Linked DNA regions of Mus musculus: region 2 is linked to region 1. The links are chromatin contacts, found by Hi-C in ENCODE. All regions are on one chromosome and are shown on one strand. Each heading gives the region's core, a stretch centred on a gene start or an enhancer-like site at or near the end of the contact. The rest is flanking DNA. Distances are from core to core; before and after follow the strand shown.

Region 1 (6,859 bases), core at 2,370-4,869:
TTTACTTTCATTTATACCTTGATACAAGGCTTCCTGTAGCTCACACTAACCTGGGACTCACAGTGCACTGAGAATGACCTTGTATTTCCTGATACTCTTCCTCATGTCTGCAGCCCTGGATTCCAGGAATATAACTCAATGACTGTTGAATATGGTGTTGTGGTTGGAACCACCCAGAGCTTCCTTGCTGCGCAAGTCTTTCACCTACTAAGCTATATCCCTAGTCCCCCACCCTTTTCATTTTGAATATAAATCCAAGACCAACTCACATAAAGAAAGCAGGAAGATTTCCATGTACTTGGAATACCCTGGGATCATTTTGTGACCCAAATCTACTAGAAGATAGGAGCTGTGTATAAGAAAACTGTCACCCGTTTTGTCACTGTGAGAACTCATGAAAGAGAGACGGAAATCAAAACCAGACAGATGCATGGGAATGAAAGAAACTATCCAAGAGTTTAGGCAGAAAAAAAATCCTAGATCTATTTCACTGTTGAATCACATGAGGGTTTAGCTATTCCAGAGGGTGCTCCAAGATGAGACCCCTCAGAAGTCAATGCCTGCTCAGTCTGAAGTAAGACCGCATCTCCATCCACATAAGCATGGCTCTAACTCAACCACATCTAACTTAACCACATCTCTGGTGCTCCTACCTTAACTGTCTTTGAAGATCTGGACGGGGTGGGGGGGGGTCCTGTTTGAAAGTGGAGATACTGCCTACAATTTTTCAAGAAACAAAAGAGAGATAAGTCTTTGTGAACCTAGGGGTCACACAGTCTCTGCTCCTGTGTTGAGGTATTGGAAGACAGTGCCCACATCCCTCAGGCCTTTCTCCTTTCATAGAACGCTGGAGCCCTGTTCCTCACCAGAAGGTAACCTTTGGACTAGATCCAGGCATCCTCCCTGGAACATGTCTGCAGTTTACACTGAAAATTTACATAGTGGGCACGAAGCCAACCAGGAGCATGGAGGAACAGACTCCATTTCATGTCGTGTGTGGATCTTGCTCTGGGTGACAGCCAAGTTAAGGAAATACCAACTCTGGTTACAATGATTTAGCTGAATGAAGACAGGTGTGGAAATGATGAGCATACTAAGGAAATACAATGATGCCCCTTAAAATGGCATGAGGCCCTAGCCCTAGCAGAAGAGCTGTTGGCTGCTGATGGCTTCTGCAAGAAAGGGTGGTTTCCCATGCACCAATGTATAATCTCACTGCTATGCACACATGGACGGCACAAATGGACCCCAGGTTTTTGTTATTTTGTTTTGCTTTGTCTTTTGGTATTAAAGAAGAGAGGGAGATAGACTCTGGAGAGATTGAGGGAGTGGAGTGAAGTCGGATGTGATTAAATACATTGTATATGGTATTTATCTATGAAGGTTTCAAAGACTTTTTAAAGGCTATCTTTCCAACATTTCAACTAAGCAAAACAGAACATAAAAGAGACTCTTTAGGGACAAATGGGAAGAACAAAGGCAACTTAGAAAAGGGAGCCTTAAGTCCCTTAAGTTCTCCTGGCATGAATTTCTCACGGACCCATTCAAGAGTACCTAATTCAACGTGGTTGAAGTTGGAGCGTTCTAACCTGGAAAACAAAGTAGTGTGCCTGGGGAACACGAACTTCGCACTTGTCTCCCTAGACTAATGGCACTATAAATAGGCCATCACCTGCTCCTCTCCGTTTAGGAAGGAACCAGCCAGAAGGATTTGAATTACTCACAAACAGAAACACTTAGGAGGAACACGTTTCCAAAGGACAACTGTGATGTTTTCTTGCCAGCAATGTGAAAGTGAGGTGAGGTCTTTAAAGACTGTTGGCCCCGCCCGTGATCCCGCCCCCCTTCCCCAAATCTCTCTTTAAGTTCTTTTTGGTCTTATAAGTAGGGACAAGCAAGTGCGGCAGGGGTGGGGCTGTCGTCTTCTCACACCTAGGCTACCAGGATCAAAGGAGCTCCCTGCTTGGCCTGCTACTGGAGAGGGCCAGTGACGTCATAGTCTGCCACGTTGGATTATCTTTCCTTACCTCATGGAACTCAATCAGAAAACAGGACCCACGCTCGTGGGGGACATTTAAAAAATTGTACCGTGACTGAAACTTTTTCCTCCCGATTCATAATGTGAGCGCCATATGGTTCGGATATATAAAACGAATTGTCAAATACCTAACAGAGTTTCTGTGTCCTTGAGGCAGCGTGAGCTGAATCTGCTTGAGACTGGTGAAAACAGGCATGTCTTTACATTCTAAGCTCTGGGAACACCGTTCAGCAGAAACATCCCGCATTATCCTCTAACCACACAACTCACGAGCTGATCCAGGCCTCGGACAAGACAGTCTGCACAGGCAAATCATGGTCAGGGGGAAAAGTTTGAACCACACTGAAGAGAAGGGAGCGCTAAGAGGAAGTTACCGCCATCTACAGATTTCCTTACAGGGCTCCAGGGAGCCAGCCTGAGATTCCTGACTGAAAATTATGAACCAGAAAAACTGACATCAGCTATTGAGCTGCGTTAATGCTTCTAGCCGTGAAAACATGCTTTAACCATCAGCAGGGAACCATGATCGAGTCCTGCACTTCTCTAAAAAGGGGAAAGCAGCGAGGGTCCCTTCCATTTTTAGCTCACTTATAGTCTCTGGAGATGAGGCTTGGGCATCTGCTCAACACTCCATCACTTTCTCTCTACATGGCTAAACACGAAAAGATTCAAAAGCCAAGATGCACAACATTATCTGGTTTTCATTTTCGCTGTCATGAACTGCTTTCCCAAAGCACCTTGTTTTTTAAGAGTTAAATGATGCCCAGACCAAACTCAGAGAGGAGAGCCGGGGGCGTTCCGCGGACAGGGATGGGAGGCAGCTAGCGCGCCAAGGAAGCCTGAGGACTGCCTCTGCTGCGGGCAGCGGCGCCGGGAGAAAGCGCAGAGTTGGCCACGGGGCGCAGAGATGCTGAACCCACACGCCCTGCCCGTCCACCTGGAGCAAGCCCTGGCAACTTTATTTTGGGCAAAGCCTTCCAAGGAAACTTTTCCTCTGTCCACAGCTCTCGCCCTAGCCAGGCCGGCCTCGGGCAGGGCACAGGGGTGAGGAGCAGCCTGGGGCGGGACACGGTCGCCTGCGCGGTCCCCTCGGAGCCACGGGGAGGCCACTCACCAGCCCGAGCGCGAAGAAGACGGCGAGCAGGGCGAGGCAGGCGCCCATGACGATGAGCAGCAGGAAGACGATGAGAGGGTGCTGCTGGCTCATGCAGTAGTAGGACTCGTAGAGCCAGTCCCGGGACCGCTGCAGCCCCTCGCCGCCGCCCGCCGCCGCTGCTGCCGCCGCCTCGGCGCGGTCCCGCAGGTAGCGGCGCCGCCGCATCGCCTCCTGCCACATCGGGGCGGCTCGCGGGGCGCCCGCTGTGCGCGCCCTGCCCGGGCAGCGCCGCTCTGTGGTCACCTACCGCCTGCCGCCCCCGCGCTTCGCGACCCGCCGGCTGCCCGCCCGGAGCTGTGCTCAGGGGCCTCGGGCGCGGGCGGAGCTCGGAGCCCCGGGCTGGGCGCGCTGACGCGCGGGCGGGGGCCGGGGGCGGCCTCAGGGCAGCTCCCGGGCGCCGCCGCCGCCACCACCGCTCGCGAGGGCGGGAGCCACCCGGCCCCTCGGCCCGCCTCGCCCCACCCCGCGCGCAGCGCACCGGCCTCCGCGCAGGGGCGGCGCCGGCCCGCGCCCACCACCGCCCCCCGACGGCCAGGCTGGGCTCCAGAGAAAGCTTCAGACCGAGTCCTTGCCCTCCAGCCTGTCGCAGGCTGCACAGTGGGGCGCCTCCTCCTCTCGCTTTTGGACTCCAGCCAGGCAGATTGGGGCTTCAGCCTTGTTCTCCACTACAGCAGAGAACAGCCTGAGGGCTACTGTTGGGCTCCTGGAGTCTCCCACCTGACTGCCAGAGTCCCCACTGCCTCTCCATGATCTCACAAGGCAGCAGTGTAAAAGGCTGCCATGCTTTAATACCCCCCAGCCTGGAGAGGGGGTCCCATATCCCTGACCACCCCTCTTTAGTATGCCTACTTAGCAAAATGTGGCTTCTTTCTCACTTTCTCTATTGTAATTTGACTCCCAGTACAGAGCAGGAGTTAGGACCCTCCAGGACTTGTGGGAGTCCTTTTGAAAGAATGGCCCCCACGAACTCAATTACACAGTGACTGGAGACACCTGTGGTCCTCAGGCAGCGGGCCTCTCCTTTTCTCTGCCTTTGCTCTCCGCGCCTTAGAAGTACCCTATGGACCTCTGTGTTTGGCATCGCAGATCTCCCCAGAACCCTTTCAGTCAGACAGGGATGGCACAGAAGTTGGAGCAAGGAATGAGAATCATCCTCTGTGGGCAAGGTTGGCTTGGGAATCACTCATCCCATGCCGCTTGACACTCTCGGGGACCAAATGCACGAAGCATGACAGACCTAGCTAGATCCTCGTGGACAGGCTGGGCAGGCATTTCGTGGTTGTGACCTCAACCTTTGTTCTTTCTAGATGACAGGACTAACCACTGACCTTCAAAAGACTGCTTCTAGAAGGTTCCTATTTTCCTGTCCTTCCATCCAAAGAACCCACAAGCCATTTTTCTCCCCCAAATCATTTTCTAAGGAGTCCAAAACACAACACCGCCTCAAGAGCTATTCCACATTCTCTGTCAGCCCGGAACTGCCTTAGACCTTTGCATGTTCCCTGACAGCAGCCTGCCTACCTGAGTTGCAAGCCAGCCAGCATGAACAGGTAAGCTGAATAACTGTGTGACTCTCAAATGCTGGACCTAGGCCATGCACAGAGTCTCAGACCCAGGGATTTCCAGGGATTTTATTTTTGGACCCAGAGAGTGAAGACACAGCTGTGTTCTCAACCTCGATAGAGGGCAAGGATGGAGTTAATGGGAGAGTTGACTTGAAATCCAGGACATCCCAGCTTTCCTCACCCAGTCCTGGAGGAAATCACGATGGATCCCTAATAGTGAAACCAAGCTTGTCATGGAGCCTCCCTGCCCTGCTTGACCTCTGATAAACAAAACCTCACCCTTTACCAGACATTTCTATGGAGCCTCAACTTCTCCTGCAGGCTCAAACCCTCTGATTGACTGGGCCCTTTCTTCTGAACCAGCAACCATAAATTTTAAGGTTGTATAGGTGTTTAGACATCCCGAAAGCAAGCCTCAACAACAAATAGCACTAATGAATAGAACTTATAAATAGCCAGGGCTGATCCACTCGCAGGAAACATGGCTAAGTAGGCTGTGCAGATTCTATGTGCAGGACTGTCTAGGTTAGGCAGAATTGTGCATTTCCAGTCCCTCCCTGCTAGGGAAGTTCTGTTACTCACCTCCTCTCCAGCTCCCATTTCCTCACTGCTAGCACTAAGAAGCATTCTCCTTCACCCACACGAGAAGGAAGAAAAGACAATCAGTGATCTAAGTATAAAGGGTGGGGAAGTGTAAGACCTATGAGGGAACAGCAATGCTTAAGTACTTTCTTTTCTCTAGCAGAAAAGAAAAATGTATTTTAACATCCGTTGTCCATCCATGACATATGTGGTAAGAAACTGCAGCTCAAGAGATTTTGTTAAAGTAATCTTAAAATATTTTGTAAAAGTGAAATAAAGACAAAAATCTAACTGGAAAGACCCTGCATGTGCCTTTAGGGGGTGTTTAGTGTCCCACTCTTCCATTTAATTAAACAAATATTTATTTTGTGCCTACCATACATGCACTAAATGCTGATGGGGGGGGGGAGTATAGACAGCCTGGGGCCATTGGAGGTGTTCCCTGTGTCCTTAGAAAGACAGAGACCCATGGAAGCAACCAGGAATAAAACCCAGTGTTCCTCTCTGCTTTGCTCTCCCTCTCCCTCAATGGAGTCACCACACACCAGTCTTTGGAAGGAAGCACCATGGCAGTTAAGGTGGTGTCTGCCTCCTCTGTGGTCGCATCAGGACTTGTTGTTCTGTTTCGTTTGGGGTGTTTATTTTTTATGAGAGCCTCTGTCAATGTTTCACATGCAATACTAAAAAGAAAAAAAGTGAACTATTTAAAATGATTGTTATTCTGTCAGTGTTTTGGTATCCATGGGACCAAGAATCTTTTACAAAGTTTGCAACAGTTCTTATTTTTGAAAGGGAGGCAAAAGAAGAGGAAAGATAACCCCTAAGCGGTGTGAGACAAAATGAGAAATAACCTTTAGTAGAAAGCCAAGACATGAAATATAGGCTTGTGACAATAAAGGGACCCTAAGGAGTCCTCTAGCTCATCTCTGCGCCTTCAGGTGTCAGCACTGCTGCAAAGCAGTAAGGCATATGGAGCAAGGGGGCTTGCCCATAAATGTACCCTGCATCAATTTGTGACAAAATGCACAAAGAAATCAACTATGGAGGCTCTAACTAGGCCTGTGGGAGGAAAAGAACATTTGAAAACGTCATCTTTCCTGCAACGCTAGAGGGCACCCTTCTATCTTGCTAGGGAGAAGCAGCAGGCAGGCTCTCTGGGGAGGGGCTTAAGTACTTGGTGCAAGGTTTTGTTACCTTCACTTTGAATTCTTAATAGTTTTCAAAAAGGAGCCTTGCACACTGTAGATGGTTCTACAAATTAGAAAGCCAGTTCTCCTAGCAAGTTGTATCCAAAAGGTTTCCTATCTTCGCCTGTAACTGGAGCCTCTGAATTGTCTGGCTGCAGGCAAGTTTTTTCTGTGCAAGACTCTGCCCATGCCTCCTGATCAGACCTCCCATACCCTATGCCCCATCTCATTGACTGAAAACAAAGTTATCACACTGCAGGGCAGGTTTACGCACAAGTGAGTTTTACTTTAAATGAACCCATCTCTTCGTTCCTGTTTCAGATCCAGTTGG
Region 2 (7,554 bases), core at 3,344-5,843, 420 kb before region 1:
GTAGAAACGCTGGGCTCCAAGCTCCTGAAGTCGTTTATCAATTACTTTCCCTCCATTGCAGAAGTATGTGTATTCTGAGTCACCCAAGCCTGGAGAACCCAAATACACACTTAGGGAGAAGGAGGGTTCAATCATATGACAGACAGTGACACAAAATTTCTTAATACTACCCCACACTCATAAGATAGTCATCAAGTATAATGTATAGGTCCACATTTCCTTATTTGTCCCAGCAGTGGTAAGTATGCAATGTGTTTCTATCATGAAAGCACCAGATAGACACAAAACAAATACAGGCCACGGGTCAAAGAAATATACGTATTTAATCTTTCTGTTTCCATGAATTACTTTAACTATACAGGAATCTGAAATAACTGGTAACGCTGGCTTTGAAACACAGTATCTGTTCCGCACACTTTCCCAACTCTGAACACGCTGCCAAGGACAGTCTCTGAACCAAACACAGTCTGTGTGTGTGAGGGAGGCTTCTCTGGAACACAGCCACATCTGCTTGCTTACATGCCACGGCTGTTCCGAAGCCACAACAATACCCAGCAGCTATGATACCATGTGACCTACAAAGCCTCAAAAACTGATCTTCATCCAGCTGTATTCACCACTTCTGACCTGCAGGCCTTGGCACACCAGCAAGACAAGCAGATGCTGAGTAAGCCTCTGTCAGGACAGTTAAAGAACTGCGCCTGTCTCGTATGCTGAGAAAGCTAATGCTTCGCATCCACTTGAAAATTCAGAATTGGAAACTTAAAGTGTCTCCGTGACATGACATCGGAGGGAAGGTGAGGTGGGAGCATACATGGGAACATCACTGACTAGAATGGCTGGGTCAGGCTTCAATGTCATCTTTATAGAAAGCTTGAAGAACATCCGAAACACTACTTAGACATACACCAAACTGTGGCTGGGGTTCGAATGGAGAATCTAAGCAGTGTCAGTTATCTGTGCTGGATACTCTCCCAAGCATAGTTATCAAAAATGAGTCACACAGACTACATGGACCCCCGCTGCCTCTCTAGTTATCATAGTTTTCTATGATAGTCCCTCTATTTTTTAAAATCTATTCTGTATATATAAATACACACACATACACACACACACACACACACACACACACACACACACACACACGCGCGCGCGCGCGCGCGTGTACACCATGGTATAACGTAGGGCAAGTGCAGGATCTGTGGTCTGTGGCTCTTGAAGACTGAAATCAGGTCATTAGCCTTGGTGGCAAGCTGCATTACACTCTGAGCTAACTACTGACAACAGGTCCTTCCTGTTCATATCAGAGTCACTGCTGGCAGGGCAAGTCAATGTAAAGGAGTTATTAAAACTCCCTTGCGGGTTCTAATGCGCTAGCGACTGAAAACCGCAAGGCTGAAGTCAGGTTCTTAGAGAACGTAATTAAGAACATTTCCGAAGAACATAACTTGGTTTTGTGACCTGCTGTTACCTTAAACAATGAAATATACCAAGTGTCTGCACCTTCAAAGACTGCTGCTCTGTTTTAGAAGGTTTGGAGTGAGGCCTAGACATTAGTAAACATTCTGAAACAGTTCCAAGGCTGCTGGAGAGGTTCTGTACAGCGTTTGGGGTGTGGCTAAGTGGTAAAGTGCTCCCCTCACTGCAAGGCCCTGGGTTTGACCCCTCAGACACACCCAGGACAGAGGGAGGAGAGATCAGAGCATTGCTCTGGGGTAAACTTGTTCCTTGGCACTGATTTTAAACGAATCACAGTATGAGAGAATTAAGACAAATTGGAGAATGACTGACAATTCTACATTTTACATAGATGTAATAGTTATATAAAAATAAAAAGGCCTATGCAACTTTATTTCAAGATTTTGAAAGATATATTCATATATCAAAGTAGTAACTGCATATAGTAGAAGGGAAACAGTCAGTTACCCAATAATCCATATTGCAGGTGAGCAAAATAGTCCGTGGGGAGTGTCTTGTTGTGTATTTCTTTAACAAACTTCCGGGCTGTGTCAGGTGGGTCTCCTGTACCCGTGGTAGATACAACCATCACCAGAGGGCCAGTTTCTGTTTTCAGATCATACTACAAAACAAGGATGCAGTAAGTAGTGCAGATTTGTGATTTAACACGCTGGCAAGATCAAGACAAAGCAACTGGAGGCAATGAACCCACTCTCCTGTCTTGCATGCTTCCTTCTAATTTTTCTTCTGGCCGAGTTACCGTAAACATATCCTGGTCAACAGTGCTGTGACTAGATGCCTCAATAACGCTGCCCAGTAACTCAAAGGCTAGTTCACTTTCGCTGATGGCACCAGGAGGTCAGAAGAGTTTAACACTTTTCCCTCCACATGGCACACAAGAAAAGCCCCATCTACCCCCAGACTGTTATCGAATTCTGTATTTCAGGAAAACATGAGAAGTAAACAGGCCCATTATCTGTCAAGGGACACGCTGAGCAGCAAGGCAGTACATGGGTAGGTATATGCACACACACATACACACACACACACACACACACACACACACAAGTAACATGAGCAAAGGGGTTTTACAGGGTCAAGGTGAGGCAGAAACAAAGATAAAAGAGGCCCGTGGCTCTCTAGAGTTCAAGGCCAGCCTGGTCTACAAAGAGCCCTGTTCTGTCCCAATAAACAAACACACTTTAAAACAATGAAAGAACCGAGGAGCAACAGGAGCTATCCTAGTGAAGATGGGCTGCAGTGCAATGAGGCTGTGAGGTTTTTTTTAAACCTAATTCAAATGTATAATTCTGTGTTTAGACTCAGCTAGTTGGCAGGAGGATCCAAAGTTCATTTCTCCAAAGCTACAATGTGAGTTCAAGGCTAGCTTGGGCAAACCCCCTGCAACAAAAAATGGGTATACTGCCTCATTCCACAACAAAGTACAGGAAAATGCACAGGAATAGCTGCTCTTACCTTTTCTGACTCACTGATACAGTGAAGATCTGCGGAAAACCCGTGTGACACAGCCTGCTCACTTATTTCTTCTGCTATGGCCTTTGCCTGTCCTCGCTGTGTAGCATAAAGTAACAAAAACCTTCTCATCACCTCAGGTCATCAGCTGCAACTCTAACAGTGAGACTAAAAACCACAAAAGGAAGAAAGGGGTACACTGTTTAATGAAGCAGGTAGCCCGCAGGACACCCAAACATAATTTCAAACAGCCTTCTCTAAACTTGTTCCTTAGCACTGATTTTAAACGAATCGCAGTATGAGAGAATTAAGACAGGAGGTATACAAAAGTGACGTTTTTGAATTGTCCCTGATGGCGTGAAACCCACTCTTGATTTCTAGCTACTGTTGGGTCTTGCAAGTGTCTGTCATTCATTAGTGCCTAACTATAGGAGTGATCTGCCTTTCTGCCCATTTGTACTCTGAATTAGGATCATAAGCCTGAATGGTGAAGGGGCTAAGCCATGCTCAAACACAGTGTCGCTTACAAAGGCTATTGTTTCTGCCGTTTAAAAACAAAGCAAAAAAAAAACAAAAAACAAAAACAAAAAACAAAAACAAACTGTAACTCAGCAGTTAAGAGACCACTGACTGCTCTTCCCAAGGTTCTGAGTTCAAATCCCAGCAATCACATGGTAGCTCACAACCATCCCTAATGAGATCTGACGCCCTCTTCTGGTGCCTCTGAAGACAGCTACAGTGTACTTACATATAATAATAAATAAACCTTTAGGCTGGAGCGAGCAGGATCCTCCGGAGCAAGTAAAGGTTCTGAATTCAAAGTCCCAGAAACGACATGATGGTTCACAACCATCAGTACAGCCACAGTATACTCATATATATAAAATAAATAAGTAATCTTTAAAAAACCAAAACTGTAACTGTACAATGTTCACGTGAAACTGGGGAGTTCGTGTTTCCTGCTAGATCCTAATCAAAGCACTGGTCGTCATCAAAGATGGCATCATTGCATCTATCAGTAGTCAGCGTACATGGACTTTACACAGAGACGGTATTTCTAATTCATGCCTTACCCCGGAGATAACCAAGAGAAAAAGAAGATAAAGGGCTCTGGGATTCCACACTCCGCCATTCTATCCAGTGGCTAACGCTGAGTGGTAGCCGGCCTATATAAAATTATCTTTTCCTGAGTGAATCAACTCTAGTTAGTTTCTAAGCACTTGTGGCTTATCCGCTGGGGAGCTAGGACACAAACCCTTCAAAGGTTCATCGGGAAGCACTGCCACAGACTCGACAGGACCAATGGGTGACACGTGCGAGCTCACGAGGTTTTGGGAAAGGTGGCGGAGCCGACTCCTCCCAAGTGCTCCCCGTGAACCCCACCGCGGTCCGCCTCCCAAGTGCTCCCCGTGAACCCCACCGCGGTCCGGAAAACTCAGCGGCTCATCCCCACTGCGCAGGCGCGAGTCCCGGCTCCCCCACCGCTTCCGTCGCTCCCGCCGTCCCCCGCCGAATACCTCCAGGCGCGAATTCCCGCGCGGAACCCCGTTCTCCTCCGACAGGCACAGTCCGGGAGCACTGCGCACGCGCGCGGCACAGCACGCATGCTCCGCACGACCGCCAACAGACATGCGGGCGGACCTGGGCCAATCGCTGATCGCCGGATGTGGGTGGGTGGGTGGCCTTAGTGCCGCGCACGCGCCGGAATGTTCTCCAGGTAAGGGGCAGCGTCCGTGTACGGACGCTCCCAGGGCTCGGAAGCTCCGTGTCTGTCCTGTCCCGGGTGCGGCTTGGAGCCGCTCGGTAAGTGTCTCGGGATTAGGACCCCCGGGCTTCCCCACTCGTGCTCCGTGGGCTCCGGTCCGGTCGCGCGGCGCCTGCCTCCGCCGTTGCCCTGCTCCGCTTGCTTTTCTGTGATTGTGCGTGAGCCCCAGCCCAGCTTCTCAGCGCGAATTACCATGCTTTGCCCGGCTCATACCCGGAGTTTGAATCTTGTCGGCTGCTCCTCCTCTCTCGCAATTATCAACATTGACGTTCCCTTTCCCCATCACGTGAGTGTCGAGATTTGGAGGTAGAATCTGAATTCCAGCTCTTCCTCTTCGCGCCCAGCTTCACTGTACACAGAGGTGGTTTCCTTGGGCTGCAGGGTCCTTAGCGGGAAAAGCGTCAACCAGACGAACTGAATTACAGTAACCTAGCCCATAGGCAGGACTTAAAGTAAGGGCTGGGCAGCGATCGCAGTTAGGGTTAGGAGCCAGCATCTCGCCCAGACACAGTGAAGCCACAGGAAGTCAGCCCTATGATGCTTCAGTCTACCCGACAACACTAAGGTGTTCAAGGGCCACTGAAAAGAAATTTCAGAATGAGCCAGAGCGCAGCAAGGTCAATGAGTTCTGATTACTCAAAAAATAGCCTTTTTTGAAAACTGAAGAGACGCGTAAGCCTGAAAGCCTGAGTAGTAACTTATGTATAGGATTATGGGGTTTGGGGGGCTATTTAATCAGCAGCCAACTTTAAACATATTAAAGGAGACATGCCTTGGTGCACACCCTTCACTTTGTCCATAGAACATGGCCTTTGAAGAGGAATTACGTTGTGGTAAAACATTAATCTGAGATCCTTACATACACATAGGACTCAAGGAGTTTAGATATAAGGCATAGTTCATTTAAAAAAAAAAACCTAGTGACACTGCCTAGAAAGGGGTGTGCATGTCTTCTACCGGTGCCTTGTCTAGTTATGGTGCAACTGTTGGGTGTCAGCCAATTGGGTGTGGCAATCAGGACCAGGAGAGTGGGGACCCCCTTCCCAGGCTTTCTCTTGTTTCCTGGCTCGGTGGGAAAAGTAAACCTTGGTTTTTAAAATATTTTTGCAAGGTTCTTTTTTTTTTTTAATCTTTGTCATGGGATACTCATTCTTAGTTTCGTAGCGTTGGTGTTGTCTTTCTCAGCATTTGACCATGGTTTTTGTTTTTGTTTTTCTTATGCTAAGTCACATGTTGTGAATTCTATGGCATGGCGTTCATCACCCTGCGGAGGGCCTTTTGTCATAAGTCCATTCTTTGGATACCTGGAGCTGTGGTTGCTCTGAAAATTCACCCTGCCAGTCATGCCCCAAAGGCAGTCACAGATCGCCTGAGTGTGTGCTTCTGCTCCCTACAACCTGAGCTGTTCAGGGTCAGATTCCATCACGCATACTGTAAAAACTTCCACTCAGAAAAGGGAAATGACTTTCATCCCGTGGGCGAGCCATGGTCCTCCCAGGCGCAGGAATGGAACCAGCCAGGACAGAGTCTTCAAAACGAGGATGAAGAGATGCTTTTCAGGAGACTAAGCTACTTCACTTCCTTTGAGGAAGTGCTGAGTTTCATAAGTGCCCTGGACACCCTGCCTGTCCCTCTGGCAATGGCAGCTCTACTCAGGATCTGTGAGATAGGGAGGAGGGATGGTGAGCAAAGGCTGCCAGAAGGAGTGCTGGAGAACCGTGCCTTCCAGGCTCTTTGCCTCCGGTGTGAGCGAGACCCCTCACACCTGACCAATGCTGGTTTGGTGACAGCTTTGCAATCTCTGCTTACGTTGTTGCCTGCAGATCCTCAAAGTAGCCTGATGCTGAGCCTGGTGGCAGAATGCCAACGTCGTCTCCAAAGAGGCAACCTCGAAGTCCACCATCTTTGTGTCCTTGGGGAAAGTCTGGCCATGCTTCAAGGTGCGAGTTGTGAGACCCTGAAGCTGGTTGTCCGTCAACTTCAAAGTAAAAGTGTGGAAACATTTGCTCCAGAGGAGATCACGTCCGTTTATAGGATTCTGCAGGTGTGTCCTGAAGAAGTAGACAAACACCAGATGTTCTTAAACACATTAAACAACTTCTCCATTTCAGTAGTTCCCTACCTGAGCCCTAAATCCATTAGCCATGTCCTCACCGCCTTAGTGGCCCTGGACCAGACTCACGCACTCCCACTGCTTATAAAGCTGGGCAAGTACGTTGTGAGATACATCCCCCGTTTTACCAACGAAGAGCTCAGGAAGGTCTTGGAGGCGTTTGTCTATTTCGGACACAGTGACAGGTTCTTCACAGAGGCCTTAGAGCAACATGTGTCCGCCCTGTGCTTCTCCCTGGACCCCGCTGTGGCCAGCTCCGTGATGGGGTACTGCAGCAGGAAACGGATTCTCTCCAAGCCCATCTTCGACGTAGTCTCAGAGATCGTTGTTTGCCAGTGGGACAGACTTTCACCTAGTCAGATTGCCGAGCTAATTGAGCCATTTGGAAAGCTCAATTACGTGCCACCAAACGCCCCTGCCCTGTTTAGGAAGGTAGAAAATGTGCTCTGTGCCCGTTTACATCACTTCCCACCAAAGATGCTACTGAGGCTCCTTCATTCATGTGCGCTGATTGAGCGACATCCCGTCAACTTCATGTCAAAACTATTCAGCCCCTTTTTCCTTCAGCGGCTGCAAGGTGAGGCGGTTAAGAAGTGATGTATAACTTGGGATGTGGTCAGGCACTGCTTACACTGAGAGCTCCAGTGTCGTTTCAGACTGCTTGCTCCGGAAGTAGCTGGGTGGTTTTATAATTATAATCCCTCATTTACATGCCAACATTCCAAGCCAATAGTTGTTTTTTTTT

Evidence for each region. A loop is a pair of places that touch in the nucleus more often than their neighbours do.
Region 2: a loop to region 1 is called in a map of gastrocnemius, with 2.8 times the contacts of the local background. The contact joins the promoter of Fastkd3 here to the promoter of Adcy2 in region 1. A Hi-C loop is called at or near these places in 3 of 37 maps with a recorded cell type or tissue (gastrocnemius, heart and mouse trophoblast stem cell).

The regions. Positions count from the first base shown.
Region 1 is chr13:68,995,922-69,002,780 of GRCm38, forward strand. Adcy2 (adenylate cyclase 2) reads right to left here and starts at 3,620. Exons shown (of 25, transcript NM_153534.2): 1 at 3,153-3,620. The coding sequence starts at 3,374. It overlaps Gm35161 (a long non-coding RNA gene), which reads left to right and starts at 3,624. Exons shown (of 5, transcript XR_873632.3): 1 at 3,624-4,744; 2 at 6,850-6,859.
Region 2 is chr13:68,577,617-68,585,170 of GRCm38, forward strand. Fastkd3 (FAST kinase domains 3) reads left to right here and starts at 4,594. Exons shown (of 7, transcript NM_027123.5): 1 at 4,594-4,734; 2 at 5,923-7,386. The coding sequence starts at 5,946. Mtrr (5-methyltetrahydrofolate-homocysteine methyltransferase reductase) reads right to left here and starts at 4,553. Exons shown (of 15, transcript NM_172480.3): 1 at 4,449-4,553; 2 at 2,935-3,099; 3 at 1,927-2,080; 4 at 1-89. The coding sequence starts at 3,063.